Linked DNA regions of Homo sapiens: regions 1 and 3 are each linked to region 2. A link is a contact called in ENCODE Hi-C or POLR2A ChIA-PET data. All regions are on one chromosome and are shown on one strand. Each heading gives the region's core, a stretch centred on a gene start or an enhancer-like site at or near the end of the contact. The rest is flanking DNA. Distances are from core to core; before and after follow the strand shown.

Region 1 (3,559 bases), core at 712-3,211, 1.4 Mb before region 2:
TGACTGGTATTACCCCAGTCCTGTGACACTGAAAGGACACCACAGTTGGAGAGGCCACCTTTGCCTTCTCCGGGAGGATGGGGGATGGGAAGCCAGCGTGGAGCCACAGAGGCTTCCAGCTCCGCAGCCTGGCCTGGCTCAGCTCTTTCTGGCAGAAACCATGTCCTGCGTTCCAGGCTTCCGCGAGCAGGATGCTAGTGTGCTGCTCTCCTGCTCCCCTCTGCGGGGGCCTCTCAGAGGGTAGGACACACCCTCCTTGCCTTTTTTTTTTCCCCCTATTAAAAATCACAACTCAAATTTGGGTATTTTTCTCCCTCTGCTAGCCCCGCCAAAACTTTCAGCGCGTTCCGCCCACTCCACGTGGACCTCCCTTCCCTGTCCCAGCAGCCCCTGCGAGAACCCTCACCCCAACATGTGACCAATTGTTATGTTTCCTTCCTGGAGCTCGCTTTCAGCTGGCACCAGCTAACGACTGAACAAAAGTGCCCCCTTCAGGGTGAATGTGGGGCAGCAGCTTGAGAGGAGGAAAGCTGATGAGGGCTCAGGTACAATAGGGGAATGCAGCTGCCTCTGTTTAAAATGATTTCATATCTACATAGCTCCCTGGCTAAGGATTACACAATCAAACGATGAGACAAATGCAAGAGAAGGATGTCATCAAATAAAATTACTTGGGGGTGGAGTTGAATAAAATTTTAATTTCCAGCTGCAAAGTTGGTTACCTCTACTCCAACTCCATTTCCCGTTGAGTTCTTCATGATGTTGGCAGAGCACTCAGATCCTCCCATTCCAGACAAGAGCCAAGAATGCCCTAATTATGGGCTGGGTGATGGGAACAGGGCCTCCTCTGGGTGGGTGAGCTGCTTTTTGCTCACTACCACTACCCGCTTCCCCAGCAACACTCTAGTTGTCTCTTTAAGAGCTCGGACTCCTCAAGCTGACATAGTTTCCAAAATGGAATCTCTCCCTCTCTCAGCACTGGGGAACATTTTCCCTGGATGGGAAGAGCCCCAGGAGATCATGTTGGAGGAAGGAGGAGTAGGGCGGGGCAGCAAAAATTAGTCCAGTGGGAAGCCTTGGTACATGGAACAAGGGGGCTAACCAGGGAAAGTTAGAAAATAGGTCAAAGGAAGCCATGCAGAGGGAACTAGTTTCCTTGGAAAAATTTCTAAGCTTTGTCCATTTTTCACCTCACTCCTATCCCCTACAGGAGATGTGGGATTGGGGGATTGGGTAGGGAACTGGGGGTGAGGGAACATTCAAGGTTGGAGGCTGACTTGGGGAAGGAGTTGTGGGCAAGGCTCAGAGGAGGAAAACTAGGACTAAGTAGTGCAGGTAGGGAGGGGTAAATTTAAAATCAGAATTATTGTGGGGCCATTTCTCCCTCCAAGGTCATAGGGGTCATGGACAGTGAATGGTCCAGAAGCTACAAGCCGGGGAGCCCTAGGAGGGGGATCTCAGTAGCCAGGAAGCACACTACCCAGGGGCATGTTAAACAGTAATTTATGGAAGACAATGGAAGTAGTCCTGGGGCACCTATTTTTCCGTGTGTGTATTTCAACTTTTATTTTAGATTCAGGGGGTACATATGCAGGTTTGTTACAAGGGTATATTGTGTAATGGTGAAGTTTGGGGTATGACTGAACCTGTCACCCAGGTAGTGAGCATAGTACCAATAGGTAGTTTTTCAATCCTTGCTGGGGCACGTGTTTTCAAGGGAAACAGCCCAAAAGCGATCAAACTAGAATGTTGAGGACTCTAGCCAGGACATTTGCTCTCCTATAACTCAGCATCTGTCAGCGCTCCCATTACCAGGTGCTATTTCCAGAGTCCTGGGCTTAGGGAGAGGGAAAGGGAGGGGCGGAGGTGGAGAGGCAGAGGGAGACCCGATGGGCTCCTCCCCCAGCACAACTGCAATTCCAGCTTTTAGCCACTCAGGGGCTCCCAAGCTCAACCACAGCCCCTGCGTAAGGAGGGAGATTGAGTTAACAAGCCTCCAGAGGACACCTTGGGTCATCAGGGATGACCCTGAGCAGAAGGGTGACCCAGAAGTCATGTGCTCTGAAGCTGCAAGTCCTTCACAAGCCAATGAGTCCAGCCTCAACCTTTCTCTCTAAAAGGGACTCAGGGCACTGAGAACTCACTCCCCACCTCTTACCCTCACCCCCTTCTTTGTGGTCATTTCCTCCCCCGCGTGTTTCCTTCCCCTCCCCCATCCTCGTGGTGGGAACCATCCCCCAGCCTGTCAGAGTCCTGAGGAATGTTTTTGCCTTGACTGGGCGCCAAGCTGTGGACTTCCTGGGCTTTGGGGTGGGACTTGGCCAAGGGGAAGCCCTTTGGACCCAAGAGCCACTCAGTTCTGCACAGCCTGCCGGCTTTCTCTCTCTCTCTGCTAAGCAAAAGGCTCATCCATCACTTTGTGTCACGACTGCCTCATTTCCTCCCCCCACAATAGGATTTCCTTGCCAGGGCAAATCACACAATCTGGAAGCAGTGGTCATCCTAAACACTGTGGCTTATAGTGGGAGAGAGGGAAAGCACCTATTTCAGAAGCTGCCTTCTCTGTTCCAGAAGGCTGGTAGCTGGAAGGAGGGATTCAGTTGCCAGGGTCCTGAGGTAAGGACTTTGTAAATGGTAATTAATCTTGAGGGCTCCTTCTGGATCCTTCTCAGAACCATTGAGTCTAAAGAAATACAGGGTCTCTATATTATAGTTAAGCCTGGGAGTACGTGGATTTCTGCATATCTGACTTTTACCCAGCCTTCGTTTCCCTGAAATAAATCAGCTGAAATCCGAACTCATTCTTCCACATCATCTTTCCAGTCCCCTGCAGCAGACCAGTGTAGGTTCAGCAAGAACAGGGAGCAGGCAGAAACCACTCCCAAATCTCATTAATAGAGACTGGGCCTGTCAGGGACCACTGGCTCCTCTCCAAGGGGTCACTGCTCAGGTGTTTTTGCATTTGATCTCTTCTGATCTCTTGTCCATAAAAAGCCCTCAAATGACAAAGTGAGAACATAGTCCTATGGCATCCCCTGCCTCAGGGTCCAGTCCCTCAATGCCACTTTTGCAGCCTGTCTGCCTGATGTCATCATCTGTAGACCTGTGCCAGATTCCCAGGTTCCTATCTTGAAATCTCAGCCCCCGCACCCAGGGCCTAGGGGAGAGCCAATGTAGGTCACTGCAGTTGAGCCTGCAGGGCTGTCTGCTCCTTGAGCCCAGAGCCTTTCAGGCACAGAGAGAAAGCCTTGCAGAGAAGCAAAAGAAAGGGCTCTGTGAGAATCAGAGAAAAGCTTATTCCTCAAAAAATGAAGCAGGGAGAGGCCAGGAGTCAGCTGCTCAGACTGAGACAGTAACAGGAGTTCTGCTCCTGAGAACTGCCTGTGATGGAGAGAAGGCCCAAGGAGAGGGGCTGGGCATGGCTCACATCCCTCCCAACCCCCTAACCCCCATTTGCCTGTGTAAGGGAACCCTTTGGATCTGGTGTCCATCCCTCATTCTCTACTCTCTTTCCAGGCTCAGGTTTCATTCTCAGGAGCTTTTGTGATTTGCCTTAGGG
Region 2 (3,723 bases), core at 822-3,321:
GACACCAGAGCAAAGAGACTTAGAAATGACTTGAGCTTCATCTTCCAGGTAAGGAAACTGAGGCCTAGTGAAATGAGCAGTCATTGCCCAGAAGGAAGCAAACGCAGTGAGAAAAGCCCTCTGAAGAAAAGGAAATGGTGTGAGAACAGCAGTGACTGCAGAAGGGAAGGCTCACGGGAGACTTCACTGACAGGAACCCCAGGATGTCATTCTCTGACTCTACCAGACAGGAAAAAAGGGCAGGCTGGGTGAGATCTCAGTAAGTGTTATGTTCTTGAGACTCAGGGAGTTTTAAGAGAAATGAGAACATTTTCTTTTATTCTTTCTTTTTTTATTTTGTTTGAGACAGAGTCTCGCTCTGTTGCCCAGGCTAGAGTGCAGTGGCACAATTTCAGCTCACTGCAACGTCCGTCTGTCAGGTTCAAGCAATTCTCCAGCCTCAGCCTCCCGAGTAGCTGGGATTACAGGTGCCCACCACCCAGCCTGGCTAATTTTTGTATTTTTAGTAGAGACAGCGTTTCACCATGTTGGCCAGGCTGGTCTGGAACTCCTGATCTCAAGATATCCGCCCACCTCAGCCTCCCAAAGTGTTGGGATTACAGGTGTGAGCCACCGCGCCCAGCCGAAATGAGAACATTTTCTGACAGGCATCCACCCACGCTTGTGAGCTAGTCTCTCCACCTTCTAGGAAACAAATCCAGGACCTGCTGCTCCTCAGGCACCAGTACCCTGCAGGACCTGCCCCCTGTGACCACGTATTCCCTCCTGAAAACCTATCACCGTTCTTTTCCTCTCTTATTCTTCTCTGGCTTCTCTTCGCCCCTCACTGCTAAATGTAACGTTCAGCTCTCAAACTGCCGCTCATTATTTCCCTCCCTACAGACTTTGTCTCTCCAGAATCTGCTCCCATAGATTTGGCACATTGCCAATGCTTCCCCAACCCTGAGATGTAATAACAAAACCCCAACTGCTTGCAAGATGTTTCTATTGGGCTTGTCTTGTCTGCTCAAAATTGTTGTCAAAATCAAAGTCAGGCCAGGTGTGGTGGCTCATGCCTGTAATCCCAGCACTTTGGGAGGCTGAGGCAGGTGGATCACTTGAGGTCAGGAGTTCGAAACTAGCCTGGCCAACATGGTGAAACCCTGTCTCTACTAAAAATACAAAAATTAGCCAGGCATGGTGGTGCGCGCCTGTAGTCCCAGCTACTTAGGAGGCTGAGGCACGAGAATCGCTTGAGCCTGGGAGGTGGAGGTTGCAGTGAGCTGAGATCATGCCACTGAGCTCCAGCCTGGGTGACAGAGCAAGTCCCTGTCTAAAAAAAAAAAAAAGAAAGGGAAGGACATGTTTTTTGGAGGCGGCAAAGTCTCAAACTCACTGGTGGTGTGTGGTAGATGACTGACACCTTGGCCGGTCAAGACGCCGGGGTTGGATGGTCCAAGAAGAGGCCTGGGTGTGGGCGGGGACCCTTGAAACTTACACTGTCTGGACGTCAGTGGCGAGCCCGGCCAGACCGATGTACAGCCGGTCACCCATGGGAAAGATCTTCTGGAAGTCCGTGGTCACCATCTGGGCCTGGATCCCGAAGCGCCTGTCTGCAGCGATGGCCACACAGTTCTTCCCCTTCATGGCCATGACGGCCCCTCCGTTATAGGACATAATAGACTAGGACAGACAGAGCGGAGGGGTCAGCGCGGGGGGTCAAACGCTGCCACAGCCCCCGGCCCAGCTCCTGATGCGGAGGCTCCTGTACGCCCGTTCTCCATTCCGGAGGCGTCTGAACCCCTGGTTCTCCAGCTGGGATGAGCACTGTGTGGCGGCAATGAGCCGCACTCACCCTCTTGGTCCTCACCGGGGCCCGCTCCCCTCGAACTGAAACCGCTTCCTTCCATCGACCCTAGGCCCTTTTCGTCCCCAAGCCTCTCCTGACCCCCTCCGCTTCTCAATCCTTCCCCATGCCCCTTTGCTTTAACTCCCCATCTCACCATGATTGCGGTGTACTAGGATCCCTCGATCGCCAGAGCAATTCCAGTAAACCGGGTCTAGCCTTCACTGCGCAACCGCTCTCACTGCTGTCTCTTCATTGGCTGATAGGCGGACTCTTCCTGGACATCTGGGCTTTCTATTGGTCACACGTCCCTGTCGGTCACCAGTACAGGTAGTTTGGTTGCAAAGTCAAAACGGAGGCGGGAAAAGCGGAAGTGAAAAGTCACTGTGGCTGCGGAAGAGACTTGCGACACGGTGCATAGTGGGATCTCGGCGGACCTGGACTCGGGACCTCAGGGACTGGGGGCGGAGCCTGCGCGCACGTGGGCTGGTGAAACTGGGTTTAGGAAGCTGCGGCCCCAGCTGAAGGGGCACCGTGACGCTTATCAACGTGATGTATGAGTTCGTCGTATTAGTCGTGCTAGCTTATTTATTCACTCCAGAAATCCTGCGTTTACTGTGTACCAGGCACTTGCCTAGGCTCGGAATATTCACTGGCCCACAACAGTGCCTAGTATATAGGAGGCGCCCATTAAATGGAAATTTAATGATGCAGGTGGGAAGGGGAAGGCGTCGCGTGTAGGCGTCGCGGGTATTTTGCGGCTGCAGGGGTTCAGCTGTGAAAGGGAGTTTGGAAGCCGAAGCTTGTTCTGATTTGGGGGACTTCCTGCGGCCCGACTTCACGTATCCTCAATCTCAGGTCACCCTAAAAAGGGACGTTCCGCGCCTCTCCACGTTTGAGGTAGAACCTGAGGATAGCCAGAGTCGACCTCTCGCCGTTCCAATGGAGGAAGGGCGTGCACGTCCCGCGTCCTCTCCTCCCAAGCTCTTTCGCCTCCCTCCCCCATCAGGATCCTTCCCTTTCTCCCCCGGGTTCCACTTATTTCGCCCGATGGCGGCATCTCTTACGGCGTCTGCGCCGTCCAGGCTCGCTCCCATTGACTCGGCTCACTACTACGCCGGTAGTCGACTCGGTCTCTGTGGCGCAATCGGTTAGCGCGTTCGGCTGTTAACCGAAAGGTTGGTGGTTCGAGCCCACCCAGGGACGCTATGACCTTTTTTTTTTTTTTTTTTGTCTTTTGGGTTTTTTTTTTCTCCCCGGAAGATAAAAACCTAAGCCTTTTACTCAAAAGCCAAATTTTGCATTGAAATGGCAGCAGCAATACTTTTTCTAGGAGAATCACTGTTCTTGAAAATTCTTTGCTGCTCAGTCAATAATGGGATAATTTCTCCAGCACTTCCCTCCACACCCCCCCAACCCGCCTCCAAGCTAGATCGCAGGAAACCTAAAGACACAGGTTTTTGTCTCACTGTGCATGCAACACGTTTCAGGATGCATTTTTTCATAGGATTAAGAATGAATTTACAGTGGAGGTTCGACAGTTTTCTATTGTCTGCCTCAATCGATATTACAGTCTCCAAATACTACATTTGGAAGGGAAGAGAATGAGAGAGACACAGAGAGAGAAACAAGTATGAAGAGAAACAAAGGTGAGAAAGGGAGAACATTGTTGTGATACAGGGAAAGAAGGGACGTGACAGAACTAGGCAGGGTGGGTAGGGGAAGACCTCAAGACAATGGAGAGTGGGAAAATAGACGCATTTAATATTAGAAGCATCAGAAAAAAAGGAAAACAACACATTTTTTCCCCCTAGAACTACACAGGGAGGTGGGGGAGGAAGATGGGGAAATAGAAGGAGAAACTGACTAAGGACCTTGTTTGGGGGAGATAAAAGGTA
Region 3 (3,681 bases), core at 1-2,500, 1.1 Mb before region 2:
GCCTGGGTGACAGAGTGAGACTGTCAAAAAAAAAAAAAAAAAAAAAGAAGGAAGGAAGGAAAGAAAGAAAGAAAGATAGATGATCATGATCACCCTAAGGGAAACCTGATGTTTAACTGTAAATTTTCTCCATTGGGAACAATAATTAAGCCTATCTGGGCATATTAGGAAGATGTGTGATTACTTCTTGTTTCTGGTTTGGTGGACAGAACGATGGTATGCTTGGAATCACTGCAACCCAGAAAGATATTAATTTTAAAGCCTACTGAATGCCAGGCTCATAAAGACAACGTCCTACAATTTGGTTGGGGGTCGGGGAGAGAACTCAAACACAGAAGGAGTCTAAACATGACAAATTCTATCAACTGGCTCAATTTATCTAAAATTAGCTGTGTAACTAATTTTCCTTGGGAAAGTTTCACTGCAGAGATAAAGGACATTTGAGCTGAGCCCTGAAGGATGCGTGGGAGTTTTTCCAGTTAATAAGGGGAGGATTAAAGATATTCCAAACAGAAGGCCTTGGAAATCACTCCTTTGCGTGGGTTTCCCGCGTTGCAAAGCAGCAGAGACACCTGGAAGTGAGATGGCATCTGAGAGAGAGATCTGGAATAAATCCCAGCCCTTTGTGAGCTGTAAGGCTTTAAAGCAAGGCGACACAATAGGGATCGCTGTAAGGATGAAAAAATGCGACCGTCGTGAACTGCCAAGCAGATGCTTAGTATAATAGATGCTCAATAAACGCTGGCTCGTTCCCCTTCTCTCCAGGAAGCTCTTCCGGGAAGAGCTTCGCAGTTCCGGCCCCTCCAATGGGCCCGCGTGTGCAGAGGCCCTTATTACCTGGCTGTCCTGTCTTGCCATAAATGAAGCCCTTCTTATTGAATAAGGTAAAACGCGGGCATTGGACTGCGGAGGAAATAAAACACTGACTTTTAGTTAGAAGAGGAGCAGGGTTCAGAGTCGGGCAGGGCAGGGCGAGGCGAAGGAGGCAGGACCGGGAAGCTCGGGCAGAGGGAGAGGCCTGGGGACCGGGTGGAGGGAGCCCCACCTCCTGTGAGGCACCAGAGCACCGCGGAGAGTAGGACGCACGTTCGCATCATCGCTCAGGGGCTGGCGTCGCAGGAGGCGTCGAGGGACAGACTCCCTCCTACCTCAGCCCTGGCCCAACACCTCCCCACCTCCTCCACAGTGCGGAGCAGAACGCCGGGGTCGCCTCCCCTACCCGTCCGTCGCAACGGCGGGAGCGGACGCGCAGGAGAACGCGTGCGTGCTTCGATTCTCGCGCGCGGGGGCGGGGCGACGGCGCTGCAGGCGATCGCCAGATCCTCTGGCGCCCACGCGGCAGCAGGCATGCGAACTTTTCGCGCCTCGCGTCCGGCGCCATTTTCCCGCGCTCCTGGCCCCTTGCTCTCTGAGCGGAGCGGAAGGCAGGAAGAGAATAAAGGAAAAGAAGCCACGGTGTCGCGTTCCGGGGATTCCCCAGTCTAGGGGCCGAAGGGATCAAGGAGAGAACACCGCGAGGTCCCAAGGACCGTGGTGGGGTAGGGCGGCTAGGGGATGCGATGAGGAATCCCCTAGGAAGGGGACCTGAGGAAGGCAGAGACTTGTGACAATTTCCTCCTCACGTGAAGCAGAAAGGCCCGCGTGGGGATTTCCTACGCCTCTCTTCTCATGAACGCTGAAACTGGGTGTCGAATCTCTTTCAAACTGACACGCGATTTTTACCTAATTGCATTCTTTACCAGCAAGACCAAGACCCAGAAGAGCCACTACTGAGCCAAGAAGGCGCTTCCGGGCCTTCCCACTCTAGAGGAACGTTGAATCTTCATTTTCACTTCAAGTATGAGGCGATGTGAGAGACCTCCCCCAGTGCAAACGTATCTAGGTTGATGAAGTGACCTTGCTTTAAAAATGGGCCCAATTGTAAGGCCCATTGGCCTTTTCTGTAGGGATGGAGCCCGATTGGCCTTTTCTGTAGGGATGGATGACTAGTCAAGATCGGGGAGCTCCAAAGGGGATCATGCCCGCGTCTTTGATGGTTCCTTCTTGGCTACTAGTTTGGTGGCCCGAAAGGCCCTGTGTGTTGTCTGTTTCTTAGCAGCGGGACACCACTCTCAGTAGTGGTTTTGAGTAGGCTGGTTAGTAGAGAGAGCCCAAGGTTCAGACAGGGTGCAGAATGGTTATTTTGGGTGAGATCAAGAGTTTTCGGTTTTATTTCCTTTGAGCCGAGTCAGTACTTGGACTCTCTCATATGGTCCAGGAGCAAACTTTGTCAGTAATTTCATTTTTAGTCACTGTTAATTTTACCTATATAGCATAAGCCATGAAATGTGACTCAGTGAGTCAGATCCACCCATTTTCAGTTACCATGTCTGGATACATGGTCTGGTCTCAACTGTTCTCTTCTTAAGGTGATGATAATGAAGACAGATTTAGGCATTATCTTTGATTCCCTACAAGTTCTTCATTCCAGTTTTAGTCAAAGTACATTATATATCCACAGTGTGTTTTATTGACTTTTTGGTTACTGTAAGTAATTGATAGTTGTAAATCCTGTGTGATAAACTAAATCCTATGAGAGGAGACTTAACCAAATGAGTAATAGTTGTCAAAAGTACCCATCCACTCTTTTTATATAAACTTTTTATTTTAGAAGAGTTTTAGATTTGCAGAAAATTTGCAAAAACAGTACAGAGAGTTTTTACATACTCCCTCCCGATTTTCCCTATTATTGACATCTTACATTGGTATGGTACATTTCTTACAATTAATGAACGGATATTGATATATTACTATTAACTGAAGTCCAAACTTTATTCAGATTTCCTTAGTTTTTTACTCAATGTCCTCCCTACCTCGTTTGTTTTTTTGCTCCAGGATCTCATGCGGGATCCCACATTACCTATAGTCATCGTATCTCCTTAGATTCCCCTTGGCTGTGTCAGACTTTTCTTGTGTTTGAAGGTCTTGACCTGGCTTTAATTGGTGAGGTATTTTGTAGAATGCCTCTCTACTGGAATTTGGTGTCTTTCTCCATATTAGACTAGAATTATGGATTCTTAGGAGGAAGATTACAGAGATAAAATGACATTCTCATCACATCATATCAAGGGGACATACTATCAACATGCCTTATCACTTGATGTTAACCTTGGTCTGCTGGCTGAGGTACTGTTTGTCAGGTTTCTCCACTGTCAACTTATTCCCCTGCTTTCATACTATACTCTTCGGAAGGAAGTCACTTTGTGCACCCACACTTAAAGAGTGGGGATTTATGCTGCATCTCCTTGAAGGTGGAGTAGCTACATAAGTTATTTTACCAATTCACTTTTAATCCCCTTAGGTATCACTCTCGGGAGTCCGAAATACTCAGTATTGAACTATTTACAGAGTACTAACACGTTCCACTGTCAAATATACAGAAGAACATTGTAATGGAAAATCATAAAGTTTCCTTACAACTTTTTTTTTTTTTTTTTGAGACGAAGTCTCACTCTGTTGCCCAGGCTGGAGTTCAGTGGCAAGATCTCGGCTCACTGCAACCTCTGCCTGCTGGGTTCAAGCGATTCTCCTGCCTCAGCCTCCTGAGTAGCTAGGATTAGAGGCATGCGCCACCACGCCCAGCTAATTTTTGTATTTTTAGTAGAGACAGTATTTTGCCATGTTGGCCAGGCTGGTCTCGAA

The links. A loop is a pair of places that touch in the nucleus more often than their neighbours do. ChIA-PET counts read pairs that join two places held with the same protein, here RNA polymerase II (POLR2A). Pooled maps may share reads with other maps.
Region 1: a loop to region 2 is called in a map of HepG2, with 16 times the contacts of the local background. The contact joins the enhancer-like site here to the promoter of PSMB3 in region 2. A Hi-C loop is called at or near these places in 1 of 168 maps with a recorded cell type or tissue (HepG2) and 2 of 50 pooled maps. POLR2A ChIA-PET finds 5 or more read pairs at or near these places in 2 of 52 experiments (RWPE1 and activated CD4-positive, alpha-beta T cell).
Region 3: a loop to region 2 is called in a map with no recorded cell type, with 7 times the contacts of the local background. The contact joins the promoter of ZPBP2 here to the promoter of PSMB3 in region 2. A Hi-C loop is called at or near these places in 1 of 37 single-sample maps with no recorded cell type and 2 of 50 pooled maps. POLR2A ChIA-PET finds 5 or more read pairs at or near these places in 1 of 52 experiments (OCI-LY7).

The regions. Positions count from the first base shown.
Region 1 is chr17:40,110,218-40,113,776 of GRCh38, reverse strand. No RefSeq gene overlaps it. Among named protein-coding and RNA genes, the nearest start is that of MSL1, 10 kb to the left of the region's middle. RefSeq lists enhancers at 1-5, 26-245, 2,702-3,559. Within about 2 kb of position 1,961, at least 33 of the 41 ENCODE cell types and tissues checked have a DNase peak (open chromatin) inside an H3K27ac peak, as active enhancers do.
Region 2 is chr17:38,751,089-38,754,811 of GRCh38, reverse strand. It overlaps PSMB3 (proteasome 20S subunit beta 3), which reads right to left and starts at 2,071. Exons shown (of 6, transcript NM_002795.4): 1 at 1,983-2,071; 2 at 1,478-1,662. The coding sequence starts at 1,985. TRN-GTT2-5 (tRNA-Asn (anticodon GTT) 2-5) reads left to right here and starts at 2,958; the gene lies at 2,958-3,031. LOC100287808 (a long non-coding RNA gene) reads right to left here. Exons shown (of 1, transcript NR_149004.1): 1 at 3,060-3,723.
Region 3 is chr17:39,865,771-39,869,451 of GRCh38, reverse strand. ZPBP2 (zona pellucida binding protein 2) reads right to left here and starts at 1,250. Exons shown (of 8, transcript NM_199321.3): 1 at 1,046-1,250; 2 at 838-903. The coding sequence starts at 1,097. RefSeq lists enhancers at 1,891-1,970, 2,211-2,430 and a silencer at 1,981-2,196.